Regions from separate parts of the Mus musculus genome. Here region 2 is linked to region 1. The links are chromatin loops, found by intact Hi-C in ENCODE. Cell type or tissue: left cerebral cortex. All regions are shown on one strand. Links, peaks and the distances in the headings refer to the core of each region. The heading gives the core; the rest is flanking DNA.

Region 1 (8,336 bases), core at 203-8,202:
CAGAAAGCATATTTGCAGAGCAGCTGCTTTTCCTCTGCCCTCGATGCAACTGACTCCCAATGACGCGTGAGGGACCCTTTATACAAGTCTGTAAAATGCTTGAAGAAGCTTCCTGACTCAAAGACCTTGTGCGGCACTAGGCCCTGTTATCACTTGTTTGGAAGTTTGTGTTTTGTTACTAAACAGTCTCCCCCGGTGACACTCGGATCGGCATGGTTTATCATAAGTGTGGCCGTACGTGGCTTCTCGTATCTCCATTGCTGGCCTGTGGAGAGTCTGAGCCTTCCTGACTTTCCAGATCAGAACAAAAGCAACCATAAAAGTGCAATGAAAACAGTCACGGAGGCAGGGGGTTTGGAGTATTCATTTCCCCGACCAACAGCGAGGAGCCTAACGTCCTAATCCATCAGATCTTGCAGACAAAAGCCATAAATCTTTTTTTTGTTGGTTCCACATATTGGCACCGTGACAAGTTCATATTATATACTCGGTCTAGAATCTCTCTTGCAACCTCACCACATCCCAGCAAGTTCACAAAGAGGACCGAGGCACACAGCCCCGGAATGCAGGCGGGTCGTTTATTTATGTGCACACCTTGTTCTGAGTCTGCCGATACCAGAGGCCTTGGCAGAAGAACTTCATAAAATGTAATGTTAAGTGACATCTGTGACACGGAGCGCTTCTTTTTCCATTTCCTGCTTCCTTAATGGATCCCTACAGAGGGTGGGGAGCAGAACCCACTTCTGCGGATGATCCGATTACTGCACTCTCTCCAGGCTCATCAAAAATTCTCTTGCTGTGGAGGGAAATGTCATTTCGAAAAGATGACACGGATAGATGTCTGTACCGACACTTACCCACCATTTCCCTTGACCCCCACATCATTCGGGTCCCTTCCCAACATCCAGAAGTCTCCCGAGGCTCCTTAAGGACCCGAGGAAGGAGGTAGGGGGACATAATAGCAACTTCTTGCACTTAGCATCATCGCTCAGGAAATTCCGAAGCACTTGCCCCTGTGAGTGTCCTCCATCGTTCTGATAAAAACCCTGAGAAGTGCTTGGGCTGATGGTGATTCTCTCTGTAAATCTTGATCAGGGTGGACACATACATTACGGGAAGAGAGAGCCTCTGTACATTTGGAGTTTCTATGTGGGGACTCGCTCAGTCTTTTCTCCTGCTCCTCAGTCTTCGTTTGTCTTCCCTCCATGCACCCCCCTTTCCTCCTCACATTTCTCCTTTATGCCTGCATTGCTTTGAAGAAACACAAATTGTTTGAAAGCTGGTTATTTTGATCCCTTACTTTGCTGGCAGGCGACTTTGACTCTCAAATGTGTGACTATGTGGTCTTTGAAGTGTGTTGTTTTTTTGGGTGTGTGTGTCTCCATTACAAACCCTCAGGTTTGGACATATTCATGCCCAGACTTATTACAAGTTGAGTGGAGGCAGGAACTGAAGGAAGGGCCACCTGATTCTCTCAGGAAGGTTGCCTCTCTTCCCTTCTTTCCCTTCAACCCTTGAACCAGGTCAGGGGCTTCTCTTTGCTGCTCTCATGATCTTTTTTTTTTCTTTTTAAAGATTTATTTATTATTATATGTAAGTGCACTGTATCTGTCTTCAGACACGCCCGAAGAGGGCATCAGATCCCATTATAGATGGTTGTGAGCCACCGTGTGGTTGCTGGGATTTGAACTCAGGACCTCTGGAAGAGCATTCAGTGCTCTTAACCACTGAGCCATCTCTCCAGCCCTGCTCTCATGATCTTATGCACATTTTCATCGTTGCATTGACCATTAAATCACTGGCTGTCTCTGCTGCTTGTCATTGCTGGGTGATTCTTAGTCATTGGTGGAGCTCAATGGGAAGACTAAACATTAGTGTCCCCAGGGTAGTGCAATGCTAAGATTAGAACCACTCTGTTATAATGATGTCTAACTTAGTAATAGTTTGTTTACTCCATTTCTTGGTTTATTAGCTTGAACAGATAAGAACCAACATTGGTGAGGAATTCCCTAGTGGAAGTTCTTTGATTTAAAAAAAAAAATCACTGAATGCGGGTTGGGGTTTGTGACTCTGAGGTCAAGCGTTTGACTAAAATGAGAGAGAAGCCATCCTCAGCTCTCATGGGGGGTGGGTTGGGGATCAATAATCAGTGAAGGCAGTTTGAGTACCTGCCTCGGTCTTTCAGAGAGAAGACACTGGAAGGCAAATGGTTAATCAATACAAGATAAATCAGTGGGTTTAGGAAGTAATGACTGTTTTTTCTGTCTTTTTTAATGGTAGAATCTCTGCTCTTCCTCCCCCTTCATCCCCTTTTCCCTCCCCCCCACCTCTTTTTTGAGACAGGGTCTCATTGCGCAGACTTGGCTGGTCTGGCGCTTGCTATGTGGACCAGGTTGACCTTGAACTCATAGAGATCCATCTGCCTCTGCCATCCTTGTGCCTGGCCAGAAGGCCCCCCCCCCCCCAGCGCTTTAATTATGGCTTCTAGGACAGAGAGAAGGAATGGAGGTAGGAAGTGAAGGGTCTGCACATGTGTTGCATGTTGCTGATGTTGGGATAGATATTTATATGCATGGCTGGACAAACTCACATTTAATTTTATGAAGAACATACAACACACAACAAGGAAACAAGCTTCGTGATCAAGTCACAAGTGGAACTCAAGCCAGGGTGGCAGATTCCTTTCAAATTTAAGGCTCTTGCTCACTAAAATGATGTTTCTCTTACAAACTTTCTGGACAATTTGGTGTAAAGGAAGGGTGTCCATCTTTTTTGACATTGTGACATGGCATACATCCTTACGAAGATGTTGGCCCCTGTTCCTAGTCATCATAGGTGCACGTAGTTGGAGGACTGCAGGCTGAACATATGTGCTCATCAGAAAACTCTGGCCCTGGCCTTGGTCCTGGCCCTGTTCTGCGTCTTCTCTGTGCTTTCTGAGCACAGAGCCTTCAAATACCCAGAGCGGTGAGAGAAAAATGTCATATTTAACTTAATGTGACAAAGGGAATATAATTTGATGATATTTCTAATGTTATTTATTGTTATTTTTAAAACATCTGATAATGTGATTTTCCCACCCAATGCAGATTTCTAATGAGTTTTTGGAAAATGAATCAAGCTACTTATTTTATGAGGTGGGGGAGAGGGGAGAGAGGAGAGGGGAGAGGGGAGAGGGGAGAGAAGACAAGAGGGAGGAGAGGGGGAAGGGGAGGGGAGGGGGAGAGGGAGGGGAGGGGGAGAGGGAGGGGAGGGGGAGAGGGAGGGGAGAGGGAGAGTGGGGAGGGGGGAGGGGAAAGGGGAGAGGGGAGGGAGAGAGGAGAGTGGGGAGGGGGGAGGGGAAAGGGGAGAGGGGAGGGAGAGAGGAGAGGGGGGAGAGGGGGAGGGGAAGGAGGGAGGGAGGGGGAGAGGAGACTTATGCTATGTGTACTAATAACAATCATGATCAATTAGCCTTTCTCTTATTTATTCATTTATTTATTTATTTATATTTATTTGGTTTTTTGAGACAGGGTTTCTCTGAAAAGTCCTGGCTGTCCTGGAACTCACTTTGTAGATCAGGCTGGCCTTGAACTCAGAAATCCGCCTGCCTCTGCCTCCTGAGTGCTGGGATTAAAGGCGTACTCCACCGTGTGAGGGGATGTGGGCTTGAGTGTGGAAGCCAGCGAAGCTGGTTTGTTCCTTTCAGTGTGGAATCTCGAGGCATGCAGGGTGAACACTTTGACCCACTGACCCATCTCACCATCACTTCTTTGTTTTAAGATTTGGGGTTTTAGAGTGAAATTTGTTAACTTTCACTTTTTTTTTTTTTGGCCTTGAGGTTCATTTATTCATTATCTATCTATCTATCTATCTATCTATCTATCTATCTATCTATCTATCTATCTATCGATACTACACATACACCTTTCTGAACTCCTGCATTGTTAAAAATGAGGAGGAGTTGGGAGAAGGGAGAAGTGCCACCCGAATATATTGTATGAGAACAAACCACCGGGAAACTTGAGTTTGTCCTTAAAAGCCAAGGCCTCTCCCGGGTGCAGACTAGCATGTATCTTCAAGTCTGGGGTTAGAGCTTTTCTTTTTGGGACATGCTCCTCCCATTGGAGCCTGGTGCTTTTGACCTGGACCCACCCCATTGTGAGGGCTGACGGGTATCGTTCTGTAAGACACAGACTTGCTGATTTCCTTCAGAATGGAGCATGCCCTCAAATGTCCATGCGTGGCTTCCTTCCCTTATCTTTTTGACTTGGAAGGACAGACAGGGATGGCTGTCAGCTAGTCTTTGATGTGGGGGACAATGACTAATAAAAACATTGAAATCATCTTCTCCTCCTATTTCACTTGACTCCCGGTGTCTGTCGCAGACCCTGCCTGATTGACAGAATATTACCCAGATAACCCCCTTCTTAAGTGGCGGCGAGGCAGCAGCGGGCAGTTTTTCATTTAGAGTCTATCAGCTGAGAATTGATAAAGTCATCATGGAACAACTGTAGTTTGACCCCGACCTGACAAAAGAGATCGAAAATGTCTTGGATAGAGAGAATCACGGGGCTGGCTCCATCCCTGCCTGGGAAAAAGCGTTGGAGTGGGCCAAGGGCTAACACCCAGGCACTCCACGAGTATGTTTAATAACTGAGAAGTAAATAATGAAAGGGATGTCAATAAACAATCGCGATTTAATAAATTATTCATTTTAACAATCCTACCAGTGTTTGCCCAGGGATGTAGTGTTTTTTTCTCCATCTGCGGTATTGGTCTGAACCTGCCTGGTTGCGGAGCTGTTCACCATCGTTGACAGCAGGGGGCACTCACGTCACGCCAGAAACATGCCAAACTCGTGGTTTATGTAGGAGGGAAAGATGGAGCAGATAGAAAAGCTTCAAAAGGAGGTGGAGGGGAATATAGAAAATGAGTGGAGAGATACTGAAATGAAAAAAAAAAAATTTCCGCAGGCAGATCAAATTCACCCTTGCACCGAAGCAAAGCGTAAAGAAATAAATAGAAAACAGTCACTCTATATTTTGCTGGTTAAAATAACTTATTTATTTGAAACTCATAAGATGACAGATTTGGAGCAGTCAGGGCAAGGGCAAAAGAGATATTCGAAATTTAACAGATTTATTTCCATCTCGAAAATTCCACTGTGATTTTTTTTCAGGAAAGACTCCCAGATCACAACTGATTCTCTTGGGCTGATGTGAAACACGCACACAAAAAAATGATTAAAAAAAGCAAACTTCCAAACAACCCCCAAACAGCTGTTGAGGGGCTATAGACTGTGTGTTCTTCTTCTTCTCCTTAGAGGCAAGGTCTCACTGTGGAGTCCGGGATCGTCTGGAGTGTTGGGCTCACAGGTTTCCGCGCCTTTGTCCAGCTGCCGAAGCCTTTGGAACAAAGCCCCACCACAGTTTAAGGCTAAGTTTTCTCGGAAATGAACTCCTAGGGTCAGTTCGCCTCCGTGTGTGCTTTCTTTTCTCATGGACTGTGTGACAGTCCCCACTTTATGAAACTGTCCCATGTGAGGCCACGCTGCTTTTACACATTGAAGAAAGGCCGTCGTGGTCCCCGGGATATTTACTGTGAACCCAAGGCACAGAAGAATGTGTTCTCGATCGATGGCCATGCAGATGCTAAAGCGAGTGGTATTTATTTATAATAATGCGTGAGGCGGCCCGCAGGGAAATGTCATCTTGTTTGTAATCAATCTCGGTGTGAGGCTCCTGCTGCAGCACAATCAGGCTCTGCATTAAGTGACAAATTGGCTTCTTCTCCTCATTCGGACTGTCATTTCTCTTCAGTGGGGATACATCATCTCTGTTACAAGGCCTCGGAGCTTGTACCACACACAGATACACATGCATATGCAGGCCCTGCCAACGTACTCGGGATAAAAGCCTCCAGCGATAGCGGGTATGACAGGAAACAGGAAAATGAGAAGGGCCCCCTGTGCTCACCGTGTCTTGCCGCCTGGTGATGTCATTGTATCCCGTGAAGGCGTGTCACTGTTAGGGATTGAACTGTCTCTCAAAACCTGTGCGTTGAAGCTCTAACTGCCAATGCAACAGCATTTTTTTAAAAAATGATTTATGTGAATAGGTGTGAGGGCGTCAGATCCCTGGAAGTGGAGTTACAGACAGTTGTCAGCTTCCATGTGGTTGCTGGGAATTGAACCTTGGTCCTCTGGATTGAAAGCAGACAGTGCTTTTAATTACCGAGACATCTCTCCAGTCCACAAAGTTTACTGCCCCCTCCCCGCCTTTTTTTCCTGAGATAGAGTTTCTCTATGTAGCTATGGCTGCCTTGGACTCACAAAGATGCCTGCCTCTGTCTCCTGAGTGCTGGGATTCACAGTGTGGGCCAACACTGCCTGGCTGCCACGGTGATAGTATTTAACAACAGGCTCAGGCTTGAGTGTACCATGATAGAAAAATTGAGACTCTATAGGCTTAATCTCTAGCTATGCCTTCATCCCTAAATAGGCCATTTAGGGGGTAATTAAGGTTAGATGAAGGCCCAGGAATGGCACCCTAATCCAGCTCAGCTGGTCCTCTTAGTACCCCTCTTTTGGAGTCTTTGAATCAGGGATTTACTCAGTAGCCCACATTGGCTTGGAACTCACTAGACCCAGGCTGCTCTTGAATCCATTATGTGGCCTAGACTCGTCTTAGACTCATGGTCTTCCTGACCTGTATTATGGGCATCATGTCCAGCCCTCCATAGGCCATTATCCAGTTTTCTTTTTTTCTAAAACAAACCTGGCTGTCCCGGAACTTGCTCTGTGGACCAGGCTGGCCTCGACCTCAGAGATCCACCTGCTTTTGCCTCCTGGGCCGGGATTAAAGGCACGCGCTTCCATCACCTGGAGACACACAACTGCTATTTGCTGCTGCTATTCTAAAGTGAGGAAGGGATGCTAGATGTGAATAAGGATTTTCCTCTCTGAGTATGAAGGTAGCCACCTGCTCAGAAGAGACTTTGGACTTTTAAATAATGTTGAGACGATGATAGACGATTGGGACTTTGCAAGTTGGACTGAACTCAGTTTTGCATTATGATAAGACTATAAGCCTTTGGGGGGCAGGGGGGTGAATAAGAATGGCTTCCCTTAGAGTCATATAATTGGATGCTTAGTCATCAGGGAATGGCACCAGTTAGAATGATTAGGAGGTGTGGCCTTGTTGGGGAACACACCAACAGGAGTAGGTGTAGCCTTGCTGGAGGAAATGTGTCACTGGGGGTGGGCTTTGAGATTTCAAAAGATCAAGACAGGCCTCTTGTTTCTCTGTCTTCCTGCTGCCCACAGATCCAGCTGTAGACCTCTCAGCTGCTTCTCCAGCATCATGTCTGCTTGCATGCTGCCATGTTCCCTGACATGATAAGAATGGACTAACCAACTGTAAGCCAGCCTTGGTTTCCTTTATCAGAGTCGCCGTGGTCATGGTGTGTCTTCACCGCAATAGAACATTGACTAAGGCAGACTCAAACTTGCTTTCTTTTACATAGGAGGATGAAGGGGCTGGCTCCAAGCTGGGGAGCTGGCATTTTGATGTTGGACTTCAATTTACTAGAGCTGGGAAAGAGATTTCTGCTCTTTCAGTTTCTCAGTCTGTTGGGTTTTGAAATTTAATTTAAAAAATATTTTGTATCTCTCTCTCTCTCTCTCTCTCTCTCTCTCTCTCTCTCTCTCTCTCTCTCCCTCTCTCTCTCTCTCTGTATGTGAGTACATGTGCACATGCCATGGTGCACATCTGGAGGTCAGAGGGTAACTTGTAGGAACCAGTTCTCCCCGTCTCCCACGTTGGTTCTGGGGCTAGAACTCAGGTTGCCAGGCTCGGAGGCATGCACATTTGCTCGCTAAACCATCTTATTGCTCCCAGGCAATGGATTTTGTGTGTGTGTGTGTGTGTGTGTGTGTGTGTGTGTGTGTGTGTGTGTGTGTGTGAGAGAGAGAGAGAGAGAGAGAGAGAGAGAGAGAGAGAGAGAGAGAGAGAATCTAAGCAGACAGAAGCAAAATCAGCAATAGGAAGTGGAGTGTGGCTCTAACAAATATCTAAACTTGTGGAAGCAGCCTTGAACTGAGAGCAAGGTATATTCTCAGAAAAGCCGAGAAGGGCTCAGAAAGGCAGGGAGTTCTCTCTAGAGGAAGCTTCAGGTTTCTTAGAAAATGCATAAGTGATCATGAATAGGATGGTGGTGAGAACAAGGATGGGGAAGGTCATTCTGGTGACATCTCAGACGGACGCAGGGAGCAGCGTGTCATCGGCAGCGGAGGGGGAGTGCCTTTACAAAGAGAGCACCTTGGGCAGAATTGTTTCATGTTCTGATGTTTGGTG
Region 2 (8,336 bases), core at 12-8,011, 250 kb after region 1:
AGAAAGAGGGGAATCCCACTACTTGTATCTTCTGGTACAAGCCCCATTACTGAAAAACCTCACATTAGGCCCTAGCTCTTAAAGGTTCCACTACCTTGAGAACGAAGCCTTTACACATGGGTGTTATCTTACTTAGAGTAAAAGCTTGTATTCTTACAATAGACCAGCAGTTCTTTGGTGATAGGTCCTAAACCTCTCCGCCTGCCCTTCCTGCCTATTTCCAATCTTATAGCTGTCTCCAGCCACATGGAGCACGTCAAAAGCCCTGCCTGGACCACTTTTCCCTGGGTACCAGCATAGCTCCTTGCAGTACCATTCCTTGGCCATGCCTTTAAATGGCCAGCTGCTCCCCTACCACCCTCCCTGTCCCCCTTCCCAGCTTCCCTTTATCCCACGGTGCTTATTATTCATACAGCATGCACTTTCCTCATCACGCTTGTGCCTCTCTTGACTCAACACAACAGGAATGTCTGTCACCCAGGCAGAGCTTTCCCTATATTTTTCTGCCTTTTCTTCCCAGGCTTGTCATGAGGAGGGCATCCGACGAATGTTGAAGAAGTGACCGAGTAGATCTGATAGGTGCAAAATTAAATCTCCCTTTTATTTGCGTTTTTAATTACTAGTGGGTGGAATTTTAATGATCTTGGCAGGATCTTAAGAATGAATTTGCAAAGCATAAAGGAATAAAAAATTGATAGGTCTGATTGAACTCAGATTTAAAACTTCTGCTCAAAAAAACAAAAACAAAACAACAACAACAACAACAACAACAAACAAAAAACCCTGTCTAACACCAGTAAAGCAAAGACATCTAAGAGTTAATTGCCCAAATACACAAAGAGTGCTTGCGAACCAATAGAAAAGACAGAAACAGTGCTAAGGAAACAAAGACAACTTGGCCAGTCCTCCAGCAGTAGATGAAGAATGCCGTGTTACTTTAGCTTTTCTTAAGCATGCTTTTTAAAAAAAAATCAGCGAGCATTTTTTTCCTTGTGCTTTCGATTTCATCTTCCCTGAACTTAATTTCTGAGAAACGTTCTCATTTTCTGTAACATCCACAGTGGATTCCCAGCTGTTTCTCCTTCAGCAAAGAGAGCTGCCCATCGGGCCTCACCCTGTTGTACATTCGTTGCTCCCTCGGCCTCTCTGATACTCTATTATCATGAGCAAAACTCCCCAGGGTGATATTGCTGGGCTTGATACTCCCTGTCACCATAGAGAGAGGATTGCCATGTGAGGCCTGATGCCATGCTTATATATTTAGAAGCAGCTCTATTACAAATATTTGGAACCACACAGAAGGCGCAGATTCGCTGTTTCAACAACGATGAAGACCCGCATGACTTGCATAGCATCTAATGAAGCAGGCGTGCCAAGAATGCTGATTGACAATATTTGGTGGCAGAGCGTTCCAAACTTGTTTTGCAAAAAAGTTTGTAAACTCATGCGCTGAAATTAGTTTTCTTCTTTGCTTGCCAAGGGCAGAGCGACTCTTCTTCTCCATCAGAAGCAAACACTGAGTCTCATCCGGAACTGGGTGTCAAGGAGCGATGAAACGGGAGAGGATCATCAGTCATAAAATAGGGGGTAGAAAAAAAGCAGAAAGAGCAAGGAGGATGAAGCCAAAGATGTTTTTGAGGCTCTGGCAGACACACGCCCTCTGATTGGATCCCCCAACATTCCTAGAAGATGAGTCAGGTGAGCAGATGAGCGCACCACATTCCCCAGTTGTGTCCACGCGGAATCCAGAGAGCTGGCGGATGTGTTTTCCTATGTGGCAAAAAGAACTTTGCAGATGAGATTACAGTCAAAAATCTTAAGATGGGAGAGCTTTCCCCTGGTTATCCTGGCAAGCCCAACAAACTGTAATTACAATGGATCTGATTAACGGAAGACCGAAGCAAGAGAGCTGGGGTCCAGAAACCGAGGGCCATCGATACCATTGCCGGCTGGGACTCCAGGCTACAAGGGGCTTCTAGAAGCTGAAGCTAGAAAGACAAGGAGGAAAAAAAAAGAAAAGAAGAGAAGAGAAGAGAAGAGAAGAGAAGAGAAGAGAAGAGAAGAGAAGAGGAGAGGAGAGGAGAGGAGAGGAGAGAAGAGAAGAGAAGAGAAGAGAAGAGAAGAGAAGAGAAGAGAAGAGACAAGGAGGAGAATTTTGGAGAAGAACTTTTTAGACCCCTGAAAAGGAACACAGCTCAGTCACCACCTTGGTTTTAGCTCCCTGAAATGATTTCAGGCTTTGGACCTCTATAGAAACAAGATCACAAATTGGAGTTCTTTGTTAGCTATTCGGCTTGTGGTCATGTGTATAGCAGAAAGAGAAAATTGGTACAAGAATGAGTTAGCTCATGTCGCTCATGGGCTTGTATGCTCTGAAATGTAGGATGAACACAGAGCTGTCTCTTCCCATGTGCACTCAGAATTCCTGGGTTGGGAGTCTCAGGCCTGCTTGCCCAACAGAAACACCCGTGGAACTCACCATCCAACATTCACTACATTCCGTGACCCAGAATTGAGGACCAAGCCTTGAATATTTTATTCTTACATTCCAGAGCAGCATTAGGAAACCAGGTCTCAGGAAGGAAGCTGTAACTGCAGGTGATCAAACTGTCTTGTGCAGTTGTGGTAGGAACCTTCCTGCTGTCCTCCATCTCTTTTGGGCCTCCTGTTTCTATTATCAGGCAGCTTGGATGGATGATCTAGTGAGGGGACTTCACACTGAAGCAAGTCCAGAAAACACCCCAAGAAGAGTCAAGACATTAGAGATCTGTTCTCTGTAGCCATTGACAGAGTCTAGGGCTTTGTTTAGAGTTTATTTTTCACTGTGACTTCCTGTCTCTACTATGTGTGGTTCATTTCTTCCCTCTGAGTAGTCACCTTTCCCCTTTCAAATGCAAAGCAACAAGCTAAAAGATGAAGCCCGTGTTTAAAAATATCATTTTGAAGGGGGAATTCCAATTACTGGTACTCTGAAGGAAGTTAGAGCCCTCCTCAGAGATATCAGCAGTTAGGTATAGTCCAGGAAAGGCATGTGGGACACATAGAAAGGAGTGGTCAGGTGAGCTGGCTGCACTCACAGCTCTCTGGAGTTCTAGGCTAACAAATGAGTTACAAGGAGAGAAGAGGAGACGGTGCTAGAGATGTAATTTAAGGCTGCAGAAACTCAGCTCTCACTGGTAGGATGCCGGGCTCAGGGTGTGCCGGGTGTTGGCAGCTGTCCTGTGGCTTCCAGAAGCATCAGAGAAACCCAGTTTCTGGGGCAGAGGGAAATACAGACAGACAAGGCTTAGTGGCCACATGTGATCAAGGCTGCAACAGAGAGCGGAGTGTCTCAGGGTGAGCTTTGGGTAGTTACAGTACTTAGAAGAGACCACACAATATTAATGGGGTTACAAAGTTGACCCAGTCAGTAGATATCGTTTGGAAACCATGTGCTAGCAAGCTTACAGTGAAAATCCCCAATTTCAGAATTTCGTTGGGTTCAGGAAAGGGCTGACCAAAACTCTTCTCTTAAGTATGCACCCCACTTCTGCATCTCCTCCTAGGTATGCACCCCCACTTTTGCATCACACTGTAGCTTTTCTGTCCATATTCAGAACTTAATTCTTGAACGAGTCTTTGAAGAATGTGGAAGATGGGAAAATTAGAAAAAGTGTGGAATCTTTTGGAAGCTCCCCAGACACATTACTCAGCAAGGTAGATAAACGTGTTGTTAACATTTTCTTCTTGGAAGAAAACATTTTTTTTTTTTTTTTAGTTTGCAGGAGAGAAGGGCACATTTGTTGGTTGATGGCTCAGTTGCCATGGAAACACAGGAATTAAATATGAAAAAAATGTTTTAATACATTAATTCTTTAGATCTCCTCACCCTACCTGCCTTTTCCTTTCAGGTGTGACAAGCCTGAATGAGAAGTAGCCTTGACCCCGGTCATCTTTTGAACCAGCGTCATCACCAGAGGCATGCTAGAACATTCCTTTTTCTCTTTCAGCTGGATACGCATTTTATGTTTAATTTCTTTTCAGGGTCTGTAGACAGAACCCAGGGTCTTCTGCGTGCTAGGCTAACAGTCTAGCCCAGCTCCATCTGCAGGTCTGGCTGTGCACTTTAGATTTGTGTTTTCGGTGTGACTAGATTGCCTTAGGTGCCTGTGGGAAAGTCTGCAGGCTCTGCGTGTGCTTTATAAGAGCAGTGCGTGGCTGGCGGGACTAGGCAGGTATGAGAAGACGGGCCATTTGGTCCGGCTTTAGAGGCCTTACTAGGCTCCGTGTGTTCACTTATTTCAGTAATGATAACAAAATGCCTTAGAACATTTTATTTATTATCAGGAGCAACTTGTTTTTTTGTAGTTCTGCAGCTCTGAAGTCCACAGTCAAGGTCTTGGCATATTTGGTGTCTGGCAAGGGTATTTCCTTATGGCAGATCCTTCTTCGTGTTCTCACATTCCAGAAGAGACAACGGGGTTCTTTTGGGGGGCATTTTTACAAGGGCTCTATTCCCATTCATGAACTAGTTACCTTCCAATGGCCCCACCTCATACTACTACTACCCTCAAGGGTAAATTTCAATATCTGACTCTTGTAGGGTGTGTGGGTTAGGTTTCATCAACTTGATACAAACTAGAGTCATCTGGGAAGAGGAAACATGACTGAGGAATCGTTTTCTCTCTCTCTCTTTCTCTCTCTTTCTTTCTTTTTCTCGGTTTTTAGACAGAGTTTCTCCGTGTAACCCTGGCTGTCCTGGAACTCACTCTGTAGACCAGGCTGGCCTCGAACTCAGAAATCTACCTGTCTTTGCCTCTCACATGCTGGGATTAAAGGCATGTGCCACCACTGCACATCGTGGACTTATTTCTGTCAGATTGTTCTATGGCATCTTTTTAATTGATGATTAATATGGGGTGGCACAGCCCATCATGAGTGGTACCAGCCCTGGGCAGGTAGCCCTGGGTTGTATAAGAAAGCAGGCTGAACAAGGCACAGAGAACAAGCCAATAAACAACTTCCCTCCATGGTCTCTGTTTCATTCCTGCTTCCAATTCCTGTTTTGAACACCTGCGTTGATGCACTGTGATTGTGATGTGGAAGTGTAAGCCATATGCTGTATTAGTTCTTTCCTCCCCACGTTGGTTTTCACAGCAACAGAGAAACAAGCTAGGACATAGAGATGCAGACATCAACAACATGGCCACTGAGATTTGTGATTGTATGCCTCATTCAGCCAGTGAGATCTTATAACTACTCTGCTTTCTCTTTTTGCGTGACGTGTGTGAGCTGGGTTGGCAGTAAGCTATTTAAACACCTGCCTACAGTACCATGGAGTTCAGACTGTTGTGCCCAAGTGTTGCCTTGAATCTATGTGCGTCTAGGACCCTGGTCTGTTGGTGAGAGGATGTTCACCAGGGTGTTCAGTTTGAACATGGTTGCTGCAGTCAGGCATAGCTGGGTTTAGATATTTGTTCTGTGTAACTAGTAACTTAAGCTGGGATAGGTGCCTGCGTTTCTTTGAGCCTTAATGCTATTATCTGAAAAGTGGGCATAGTAATTCTTATATTCCAGTCATTCCCTGGAGATTTAATGAAATGATATTGTGTATTTAACATGCTAAGCCCCTGTTGGACTCCGTGAGCCCTTGGTATAGTGTGGTAGTTTTGACTATAATCAGCAATGGCGGTTCTGTAGTGTGTCACACACACACACACACACACACACACACACAGTATCAGGGCGGCTCCTATACTCCTCCCAGATGCCCCATGCCTGCCCTTTGGTTTGCAGCTCTGTTGGATGCTAGCTAAACCCCTTGCACATTTCAACTTTATTTCAGTGTAGATCTGAACATGGTTCACAGAGTTTTCTATTTTATTCCTTCAGCACATATTTATCTACTAGAGTACTATGTGCTGGCCTGGGACCAGGTGCTGGGAGATTAAAAACAAAAGAATCAGACAGAAATGGCTTATGTTGTCACAGATAGTTACAATGTAATTTGAAAATACAAACAAACAAACAAACAAAAAACCACCCCAAACTAACAGGTATTGTAAGGGTATTAACTCAGTGCTGTGGTAGGGGCACATTAGGGGAAGATCTTGCTGTGGCACCCAAACCAGTTTGAGGCGTTCTGTCTGCAGAGGCTGGATCATTCTTGGAGGCATCTCAAAGCTTGAGGTCTGTCCGGAGGCTCTTCACGTTCTCTTAGTGTTGCCCCGAGGCGCAGAGATTCGTCACACATTTATTTATTTATTTATTTATTTATTTATTTATTTATTTATTTATTTATTTATTTATTTATTTATTTATTTACCAAGTGCCTGCTGCTCCTCAGGCTCTGTGCTGAGCTCCAGAGAGAGAACCTTGGAGAAAGGCAGAGAGCTACAGAGAGCTATGAGATCCACTGGCAGCAAGATTTCGTCCATTCGGCTCGGCCTGGAGTCTAAGAAGCATTTCTGGTAAAGAGAGGTCTAAGTGTGAGCCTGCAGGAGACTAAGAGCCATGAAGCAAGAGGATGCCAGAGTGTGGGGGCAGAGAGAAGGCACATCATGGCTGCGAATGTTTTTTTTTTTTCTTGTAGTGTTGGGGGATGGTCATCAGAGCTTTGGATACAGTAGGAGCCTAGTTGTAGCCCTGGTGCAGCCCTGGCTGGAGAACGGCAGATTTAGCCCTCTCCATATTCAGTCTTTTTTCTGGTTTGTGATGCAGAAAGGATAAAATTTGCTTCAAGAGGGAAGAAGCCTATGGTGAAAGAAACATAGATGCCTTGGAAGATTGTCTGTCTACCCTCCAGGAGGGAAGGACTCCTCCAGCTGCCTTTCTAGGCAGACCCAGAGCCAACAGCTCCTCAGTGGACAACTGCTCACCCACCTTGGGACAGTTCTAGATGGCACGACATTCGGTTCCCAAGCTCCTTGCTAGGCTGGCTAAGACTTGGGTGGTCCTGCCTTGCTTCCCCTATTCCCTCCTCTCCTGTTTCCTTGGCAGTCCTAAGCTCATTCCTGACCAGATATTCATCTCAAAGCTTGCTTCCTTAGGAATCCCACCTGGGAGATTGCTAAAGTTTAGCCCCTTCATCATCAAAGTGCAGAGAGCTGTGGCTCAATAACAAAGTGGTGATCTACAGAAAAGCAAGAGCAATAATTTTTTTTTTCCAGCAAGAAAAAGCATGACTCAGACAAAGGCATAGAGAATGAAGGGACTTGGAACTCTGCCCTCTCAGAGTGTAGTTTAAGGGACAGAAAGCCCCAGACAATTGGATTCAGGTCTGAGTCACAGACCATCACTCTCGTGGAATCTGATTTGTGGACGAGCTGCCCCTAGGAGCCATTAACCCACATCGCACATACATTCTGATTCCTTGCTCAATGTTGCCCTTCAGGTGCCACGCTGACCTCTGGAAGATCAGCCTTGGGAATTACTGAGGTGGGCAGTGTTTCGCTATGGACCATTTGGCAGACCTAATTTCCATGGGAGGAGAATACCACAGTATTGTGGATTTGTCCACCACTGTTACTTCTCTTCTGGCCCTGAGATGAAGTTGGCTTCACTCTGACATGGTGAAGAAATCAGATCTTCTGGCCAGAAGAAGCTGTGTGTGTTCTTTGAAGACGGGATGCAGACTTGTCTCGCTGGGGGAACACACTGATGTCCTTGTGCTCTGAACAGACAATTCTTCTTTCCTTTTAAGAGTCTGCAGTCATATTTTGGGGATGTTTGGACAAATCCATCTTTTTATAGTATAGACTTAGAACTCACCTAGCTGGCTTTTTATTAAACTCATAAATGAAGGTATTTAAAGCATAGTTAATGTTCCAGGGGCATGATTGTCATGATCTAATGGGTTTCTTCTCTCTCTCTCTCTCTCTCTCTCTCTCTCTCTCTCTCTCTCTCTCTCTCTCTCTTTGCTTGCCTGTCTGTCTGTCTGTCTGTCTGCCTCTCAGAATTATCAGTGTAAACCAAGTAGTATATCAGATGGATAATGGGTGTGGGGTTCAAACTCTGTAGGTCAGCCAGTGTCAGCTGTATGCCTGTCTGTGCTCTAACCTGCTCAATGGGTGAAGTATGAGGTAATGTGTTCACAACAATGGTACACACATAGGAAGTGCCTAGGAGGGGACACATTATTGAAGGAGAAGAAGAAAAAGAAGGAGAAGGAGAAGGAGGAGGAGGAGGAGGAGGAGGAGAAGAAGAGGAAGAAGAAGAAGAAGAAGAAGAAGAAGAAGAAGAAGAAGAAGAAGAAGAAGACGCAGCAGCAGCAGCAGCAGCAGCAGCAGCAGCAGCAGCAGCAGCAGCAGCAGCAGCAGCAGCAGCAGAGCAGCAGCAGCAGCAGCAGCAGCAGCAGC

Evidence for each region. Peaks named below come from ENCODE experiments on the same cell type or tissue, not always from the same donor. Only the 100,000 strongest peaks of a DNase experiment are listed, where the experiment ranks them.
Region 2: a loop joins it to region 1, with 2.4 times the contacts of the local background. A loop is called at or near these places in 8 of 42 quality-filtered maps.

The regions. Positions count from the first base shown.
Region 1 is chr3:51,166,888-51,175,223 of GRCm38, reverse strand. No RefSeq gene overlaps it. Among named protein-coding and RNA genes, the nearest start is that of Gm35891, 42 kb to the right of the region's middle. In left cerebral cortex, for the core only: a CTCF peak has its summit at 4,797 (motif pointing right); a DNase peak (open chromatin) is centred at 4,808.
Region 2 is chr3:50,915,567-50,923,902 of GRCm38, reverse strand. No RefSeq gene overlaps it. Among named protein-coding and RNA genes, the nearest start is that of Gm37548, 31 kb to the right of the region's middle. In left cerebral cortex, for the core only: no CTCF peak of the experiment used is centred there; DNase peaks (open chromatin) are centred at 3,207, 6,518 and 7,192.